3 separate regions of the Homo sapiens genome follow, and regions 1 and 3 are each linked to region 2. A link is a loop called in an ENCODE intact Hi-C map of the cell type or tissue named here. Cell type or tissue: OCI-LY7. All regions are shown on one strand. Region 1 has its middle 5.1 kb from the start of HNRNPLL. Region 2 holds the start of LOC105374468 (a long non-coding RNA gene). Region 3 has its middle 8.0 kb from the start of LINC02613.

The links. Peaks named below come from ENCODE experiments on the same cell type or tissue, not always from the same donor. Only the 100,000 strongest peaks of a DNase experiment are listed, where the experiment ranks them.
Region 1: it touches region 2 in a loop (5-fold over the local background); 1 of 110 quality-filtered maps calls a loop at or near these places.
Region 3: a loop joins it to region 2, with 2.6 times the contacts of the local background. A loop is called at or near these places in 1 of 110 quality-filtered maps.

What each region holds. Positions count from the first base shown.
Region 1 is chr2:38,606,823-38,609,322 of GRCh38, reverse strand. No RefSeq gene overlaps it. Among named protein-coding and RNA genes, the nearest start is that of HNRNPLL, 5.1 kb to the right of the region's middle. In OCI-LY7, no CTCF peak of the experiment used is centred here; a DNase peak (open chromatin) is centred at 1,402; H3K4me3 peaks cover 1,038 bases; H3K27ac peaks cover 1,599 bases.
Region 2 is chr2:38,407,332-38,409,831 of GRCh38, reverse strand. LOC105374468 (a long non-coding RNA gene) reads right to left here and starts at 1,113. Exons shown (of 3, transcript XR_939974.3): 1 at 854-1,113; 2 at 649-739. In OCI-LY7, no CTCF peak of the experiment used is centred here; DNase peaks (open chromatin) are centred at 141, 1,001 and 2,351; H3K4me3 peaks cover 2,204 bases; H3K27ac peaks cover 2,500 bases.
Region 3 is chr2:38,522,481-38,524,980 of GRCh38, reverse strand. No RefSeq gene overlaps it. Among named protein-coding and RNA genes, the nearest start is that of LINC02613, 8.0 kb to the right of the region's middle. In OCI-LY7, CTCF peaks have their summits at 858 and 1,062 (motif pointing right); DNase peaks (open chromatin) are centred at 160 and 830; H3K4me3 peaks cover 1,023 bases; H3K27ac peaks cover 2,036 bases.

The DNA.
Region 1 (2,500 bases), 200 kb before region 2:
CCACCATGTAAGAAGTGCCTTTCACCTCCCACCATGATTCTGAGGCCTCACCAGCCATGTGGAACTGTAAGTCCAATTAAACCTCTTTTTCTTCTCAGTCTTGGGTATGTCTTTATTAGCAGTGTGAAAATGGACTAATACAGTGACATTAATTTTCTGGATTTAGGGGTGAGGGTGAGGAAAGTACTGTAATAGTTTTGGAAAGTAAATAGCAACAAGGGAAACAATGATACAATTCTGTTTAAAATATGTCCTATTGATTCAAATGTTCCCTAACATATTCAGAATGTAAAGACATCGCCTGCTTCAGAAAGCTGAAGATAGGGAGGGTGAAAAAACTGAGGTCTAACAAACCTACTGCATGTGTGATCTTTAGCATCCGTTGTCCTTTTTGTAGTAGTCTCAGTATCAAAGATCAGGAAAGGATGAGTGAATTAGTAAACTTGCTTACAAAGGAAACTTCTTTGATGGGGTGAGATGCACCCTTCCCAAGGTATTTTTAATTTGCTCAAATTAAAAGAGACAGAAAAGAAGAGCTGGGAGCTTAAAATTGAATTATTTTTCTTTAGGAGAAACAAAACAATAGAATATTCTGTGAAATAATTGGGAATGATCAAGAGCACTTAATATCTTTTTGTTGTTAAGTATGAGCAATTATTTGTTAATTTTATCCATATTTTCATATGCAAGGTGAATTTCATTTGGCAAATTCTATTCACTCTCAACTGTGGACAGAAATGCTATCATTTCGTTCTTTATTAAATTATAATGTATTAAAATTATTTTTTAAATGTCTAAAGCAATATCAAGTCACACAAGTCAGAGGGAAAAGTGAAAATAATTTAAATATTATTTCTAAGACTGAGGTCAAATGGCTGTAACCAATAACAAGAACCTGAATTGGCTGGGCGCGGTGGCTCACGCCTGTAATCCCAGCACTTTGGGAGGCTGAGGCGGGCAGATCACGAAGTCAGGAGATCGAGACCATCCTGGCTGACACGGTGAAACCCCGTCTCTACTAAAAATACAAAAAGTTAGCCAGGCTTGGTGGCGGGCACCTGTAGTCCCAGCTACTCGGGAGGCTGAGGCAGGAGAATGGCGTGAACCCGGGAGGCGGAGCTTGCAGTGAGCCAAGATGGCGCCACTGGACTCCAGCCTGAGCGACAGAGCGAGACTCTGTCTCAAAAAACAAAAAAAACCTGAATTTTACCTCTCATTATCGGGTATATGAGTGAGTACTTCTAAGGTTAATCTTTTATTTTTGCAGATTTATCATAATTTTTTTTTAAAGAGGTCAAACACTGTGGCAGCTGGATTCCCAGAGCAGCTGTGCATGACAGCTGATAGAGTAGACCACTGTGGTTACACTCGACTACATCTTGAGCTAATAGTGCTTGAGGCATTTCCTGCAGAGTGCATCCTCCTGGAACTGCGGCTTCTTTTGACCATTACTAAGCAAATATAGGTTGAATTAAAGGGGCTAGTTTCAGCAACAGTGCCACAGTACTCTTTCTCAGTGATCTCTGTCAAACAAGTGGCATCGTCAGAAATAGTGCACTCTGGATTTAACAAAACTTCATAGAAACTAACTGATTTGTCTCTGAATAGCTGGATTTCATGTTAAGTATGTTGTCTTAATCATAACACACCTCTATGGCTCTAATCCTTTGGAAGTGTGACTCACAATAAGATGTGCATGAAGGTTTTACTGGACTTTAACAGGAGTTGAGGCAGGAAACAAAAGTTTTGCATATTCAATGAAATGGCAGCAATATTGGAAATTGAGTTTGGGTATGAAAAACTTGTAATTTGCATCTTTAGTTATTCAAATAATGCATCCATCAGAAAATGGTGACACTTTTCACATAATTTCTGGGCTTTTTCTACAGAAATTAAGTTGAAGGCTAGGCACAGTGGCTCATGCCTGTAATCCCAGCACTTTGGGAGGCTGAGGTGGGTGCATTGCATGAGGCCAGGAGTTCACAACCAGTCTGGCCGACATGGTGAAACCCCATCTCTACTAAAAGTACAAAAATTAACCAGACATGGTGGCACAAGCCTGTAATCCTAGCTACTTGGGAGCCTGAGGCACAAGAATCAGGAGGCGGAGGTTGCAGTGAGCCTAGATCATGCCACTGCACTCCAGCCTGGGTGACAGAGCAAGACCCTGTCTAAAAAAATAAAAATAAAAAAAGTAAAAAATTAACACTAAAACAGTGCATTATATTTGTAATTTCCTGTGGAAGTAAATTGAATTTCCTTATACAAATGCAAATGATGAAAACTATAACGTATTCAATCCTTCCCAGGATTATAGCTACATAAACCCAGGTATAAATTAGTGAATGAAGCTGAGTTCAGTGGCTCATGCCTGTGATCCCAATGCTTTGGGAAGCTAAGGCAGGAGGATCTTTTGAGCCCAGGAGTTTGAGACCAGCCTGGGCAATATGGTGAGACTCCCGTCTCTACCAACAACAACAACAAAAAATAGCTGGGTGTG
Region 2 (2,500 bases):
GACCATTCCACTTGGAGGAAGCCCAAAGGATTGAAAAAGGTCTCATTGCTTTCCAAATAAGATGATGGAAAAATGCAAAACAACCCAGCAACAGCCACCCAGTTTGATGCTGGTGCCCTTTATTTCAATGCAAATTTAAGACAATCATGGCTCAAGAAAGAGAAATGAAACTGTGCAGGACCTGGCCCCATAGAAACACACATTTTCATTCTCTGTGGCATGCTTTGCTGACGTTACAGAATTTTGGAAAAGTCAATTATTCACAAGTAAGACTTGTAAAATTCTCTAGCCCATAAAGAGTCTTACAATTTTCTCTGGAACTGCAAAATAAATTTTAGACTTATCATTTTGTCATTTAAAGTCCCCAGATCTAGAGCCAGAATACTTAGGGATGCTGGCAGAGTTGCAGGAAAAAAAACTTCTCTCCCAAGGCTTTGTTCTGTTCCAGCGAGCCTGCCAGTTCTGCCTGTACATCCAGTGAGGGGTTGTGTAATCCCAACACTTCTGGGAGCCTACCAACCCTAGAAGAGCCTGTCTCCAACTTTAACCTGGCCTGGCAGGTCCCCCAAACAAAGAACCACTTCATTGTCTGTAGAACCAGTTTGGACCACATTCTGCTGGATTTAAATCTATAATCCACCCACCTACCTGGCACAGGTGGCTAAGAAGTAGTTCTTTTCTGATTTGTATGCCAGAATTTCTGGGCTGTGTTTGGTTTTATCTTTTTCTTCCCCTTCATCTATAACAAAAGAGAGGAAACAGAGGGTATGAGAAGTGTTGCACATCCCCATGGAGGACAGCACCAGAGGGTGTGACCTCAGACCACAACATGGGAAATGTTAGTGACACTCACGGAAGAGTTCCAGGCCGGGTGCAGTGGCTCACACCTGTAATCCCATCACTTTTGGAGGCCGAGGTGGGTGGATCACTTGAGGTCAGATGTTTGAGAGTAGCCCGGCCAACATGGTGAAACTCCGTCTCTACTAAAAATACGAAAATTAGCGAGGCATGATGGCATGCACCTGTAGTCTCAGCTACTATTCGGGTGGCTGAGGCAGAAGAATTGCTTGAACCCAGGAGGCAGAGGTTGCGGTGAGCCAAGATTGCACCACTGCACTCCAGCCTGGGCAACAGAGTGAGACTCTGTCTCAAAAAAAAAAAAAAAAAAAGAGTTCCCCTGCCAGGGCAAGTGATGGACACTAGGAATGGACTCTGCTCCCCGATGTTGGCATAGGGGTATTGGGCAGGTCCGATTTCCCCTTTTAGCCACAGGAAGTAGACTGGACTGTTCAAAGTTATGACCTAAAGGGTATCAGGAAGGTCCTGCCTCCATGTATTTCTCTTTTTAATATGTCCACTGTTAGGACTTCGTGTCTGATTGAAAGTTGTTGAGTTTTAAAGAATAACCTACAAAAGCTGGGCGCGGTAGCTCATGCCTGTAATCCCCGCACTTTGGGAGGCCAAGGTGGGTGGATCATGAGGTCAGGAGTTCAAGACCAGCGTGGCCAAGATAGTGAAACCCCATCTCTACTAAAAATACAAAAATTAGCTGGGTGTGGTGGTACATGCCTGTAATCCCAGCTACTCGTGAGGCTGAGGCAGAAGAATTGCTTGAACCCGGGAGGCAGAGGTTTCAGTGAGCCGAGATCGTGCCACTGCACTCCAGCCTGGGCGACAGAGCGAGACTCCATCTCAAAAAAAAAAAAAAAAAGAATAACCTACAAAAATGTAATTATTTTGTGGAAGGTTTTGCCTGAAACAGTTTTCTGGTAAAAACATTCATAGAAGGGTCACACTCAAGTACTACAAATGCATCAACATTTCCTTAAAGATTTCTATTAATGGAGAATTAAAGCCCACAAGAGCTGTGAAGTTGACTTTCAACAGTCTTTGACTAGGATCAGGAATTTTATGCTTTTTAACTCCTTGTTCTGTCACTGATTCTCAAGGCTTAGGCTGGAAGAGATGGAAAAGAGGGAGTTGACCTCTTCCAGGAGTTGGCCTGGAGGAAACATTTTGTCCCCAGATCCCAGCGCCTCCCAGTGCCACTGGCAAATTAAAACAATGCTTAGGGACCTCTTTATGCCATCAGTGGGTTGAGGACATAGATGCAGGTGAACAAAGAAAAGAGGGCTGAAAGAAGAGAGGAGGAAAAAAAACAGGAGAAAGGGAAGGCTTCAGGGAAGGAGGGTCAAGTCTAGCACCAGCAAATTTGTTGGAGAGGCTATACTCAGTTGCCCTCCCAGCCGTGGGCTGCTGACAGATGGTCTGTGGATGTGTCTGAAGGTGCAGGCACAGGGGTGGAAGTGGCACTGGCCTGGACCACAAGGGTTCTAGTCCCTGTTCTGTAGTAACTAGCTGAATGACCTTTGGTGTTTTTTATCCGTAACAGGAGGGGGTTGGCCATATGGTCTCAAAGGTTGCTTCCAACTGGAGCAGTTCCTGGGTTGTGAAATGGTGATAATTTTGAAAGCCTGTGACTCCACCACCAGTAGGGAAC
Region 3 (2,500 bases), 120 kb before region 2:
TGAGGGTGTCTGGGACACTGGGTAGGCAAGGTGGTCAAAGAGGATATCCCCTGAGCAACTGACACTGTTCACCCAGACTGGGGAGCAAAGCTCTCTGCTCCTAGGAAGTGAGATTGCCCGCAGTTGCTGGGGGCAGGGAGCCTCTCAGAGGAGCCAATTACACACAGAGCCCCTCCCCAGGGAGCTCATTTCTGGTGGTGAACTGCTTGCAGATGGGGACACCTGTGGATGCTGAAGTCCACGAGACTATCAGGGTTTAGATTTGCTTTTGCTCCTAATCATTCCACTCTTGGCTGGCACCCATGATCTGAGGACCCCTGACTCTGTGGCAGGACACACCAGCCCTCCACAGATGGGAACATACAGCTGCCTCCCTCCTGGCAGGGCCCACGGGGTGCAAACCCCTAGGGTTGGATGGACTTCTGCTGAGAAGGTCTGGGCTGGATGTGACGGCTCACACCTGTTAATCCCAGCACTTTGGAGGCCGACTATGGTGGATCATGTGGGGTCAGGAATTTTAGACCAGCCATGGCCAATATAGTGAAACCCTGTCTCTACTAAAAATACAAAAATTAGCCGGGTGTGGTGGTGTGTGCCTGTAGTCCCAGCTACTCTGGAGGCTGAGGCAGGAGAATTGCTTGAACCTGGGAGGCGGAGGTTGCAGTGAGCTGAGATTGCACCACTGCACTCCAGCCTGGGCAATAGAGCGAGACTGTCTCAAAAAAAAAAAAAAAAGTCTCCTGGGTACAAATATTTGGCTTTCTCCTCCTCCAAGCAGTCTGAATAAGCAACAACATTTATCTTGGGCGAGGAAGGGTGTCCCGGGGAAGGGGCAGACAAGTCTAACAGCCAAAAACAGCCATCTGACACCTGGTGTAAACTACAGCTTCATTCCTTTGAGTAAGAAAGTTTAAAAAAAGGCCCCACATTTTCAGTTAGTCTTTTGGATTGTGTGTGTGTGTTTGGTGGGGTTGGGGGGCTTTAGCAGCTCTCCCTGTCCTGTGACTCCCCAGAACCACGTGCGGGCCCCACATCCATGCGTTTTCCTCCGGGCTGCCCCTAGATGGCGGAGGGCCCTCCTTCACTTTGCATTCTTCCACTTCAGGGCAGGGTCATGCTCCCGAATCATCCCCTAAAGGGAGTTCTTTAACTTCCTGAGACAATCCATTTTTGTTTTGAACAATCCCCACTTGCATCTAACCTAAAGCTCTCATGCTGCAGAAATAGAGAATACCTGAATATCACCTTTTCCTCCTGAATTACAGATCCTATTGCTGTTCCCCTTTAGAGGGCTACATGGTGGGATGGACGGAGCATGGGCTCTGAGTCAAATGGATCCCTGGCTCTGTCACTATCTGCTGGATGACCTCGGGCAAGTGACTTAGTTCTGAGCCTATTTCTGCACCTTCACATGGTTGTAGTGAGGATAAAACAACACAGGCAAAGAGCCTGGCTCATGGGCAGAAGGCTACAAAAATCAGTTTCTTTGATATGTTCAAAAGCCTTTCTTGGCGTAACCTTCAGCCTTCTGGGTTTGAGCACCCTAACGTTACCCATCCTGCTTCCCAACACTTTCATCAGTCCCCCCAATTTGAGGACATCACTGTCCAGGAAGGCCCTGAGCTCACTGTGAAGCCTCTTTTGAGCCTGCACAATGGAAATATTCCTTTCCAGGTGAGGTTTCTATACCAAGAGCTGGCTGCTATGCCCAAGGAGGCTGCCCCAGGGAGAGAGAATCCCCTAGATGCTGCCTGCAGAACAGGGTCAGACAGATGCGACTGTGTTTACGGTCTTGTCCTCAGTTACCTGACACCAGTCTCCATGGGAATTAGCACGAGGCATCTCGAATTTCAGGGTACATATTTCTCTCTGAGCTTGAGCTGTTGATCTTCCCCTCCATGGACCTGCACCACATCCTCCCAGAAATAAGTGACCCAGTCTCCTTGTGCAATGACCTACACAGAAAGCATGCCTTCCTGGGTACGGGAAGAGAACTGGGACAGTGCATAAGGGAGGAGAGGCTCTTGTGAATTAAACAGGGCACACGGGGCTGGTCAGGAGCCAAGTCATTAATGACTCTGCTGATTTCCCTTTGGAGCAGTCAGGACCTGTTTTGCTCTCACTTTTGCATCTTGTAACCCCTCTGATAATCGAGATGGCGGTACCTGAAAGCAGGTGCCCTGATACCGCCCGTAACCTTATGTCAGTATTTCCCTCCCTGTTTTGTCCTTGGACAGCCACCTAAGACCCCAAATCTTTTTTTTTTTTTTTTTGAAACAGAGTTTCACTTTGGTGGTGGTGCGATCTTGGTTGACTGCAACCTCTGCCTCCCAAGCTCAAGTGATTCTCCTGCCTCAGCCTCCCAAGTAGCTAGGGTTACAGGCATGAGCCACCACACCCAGCTAATTTTTGTGTTTTTAGTAGAGACAGGGTTTCAACATGTTGGCCAGGCTGGTTTCAAACTCCTGACATCAGGTGATCAGCCCACCTCGGCCTCCCA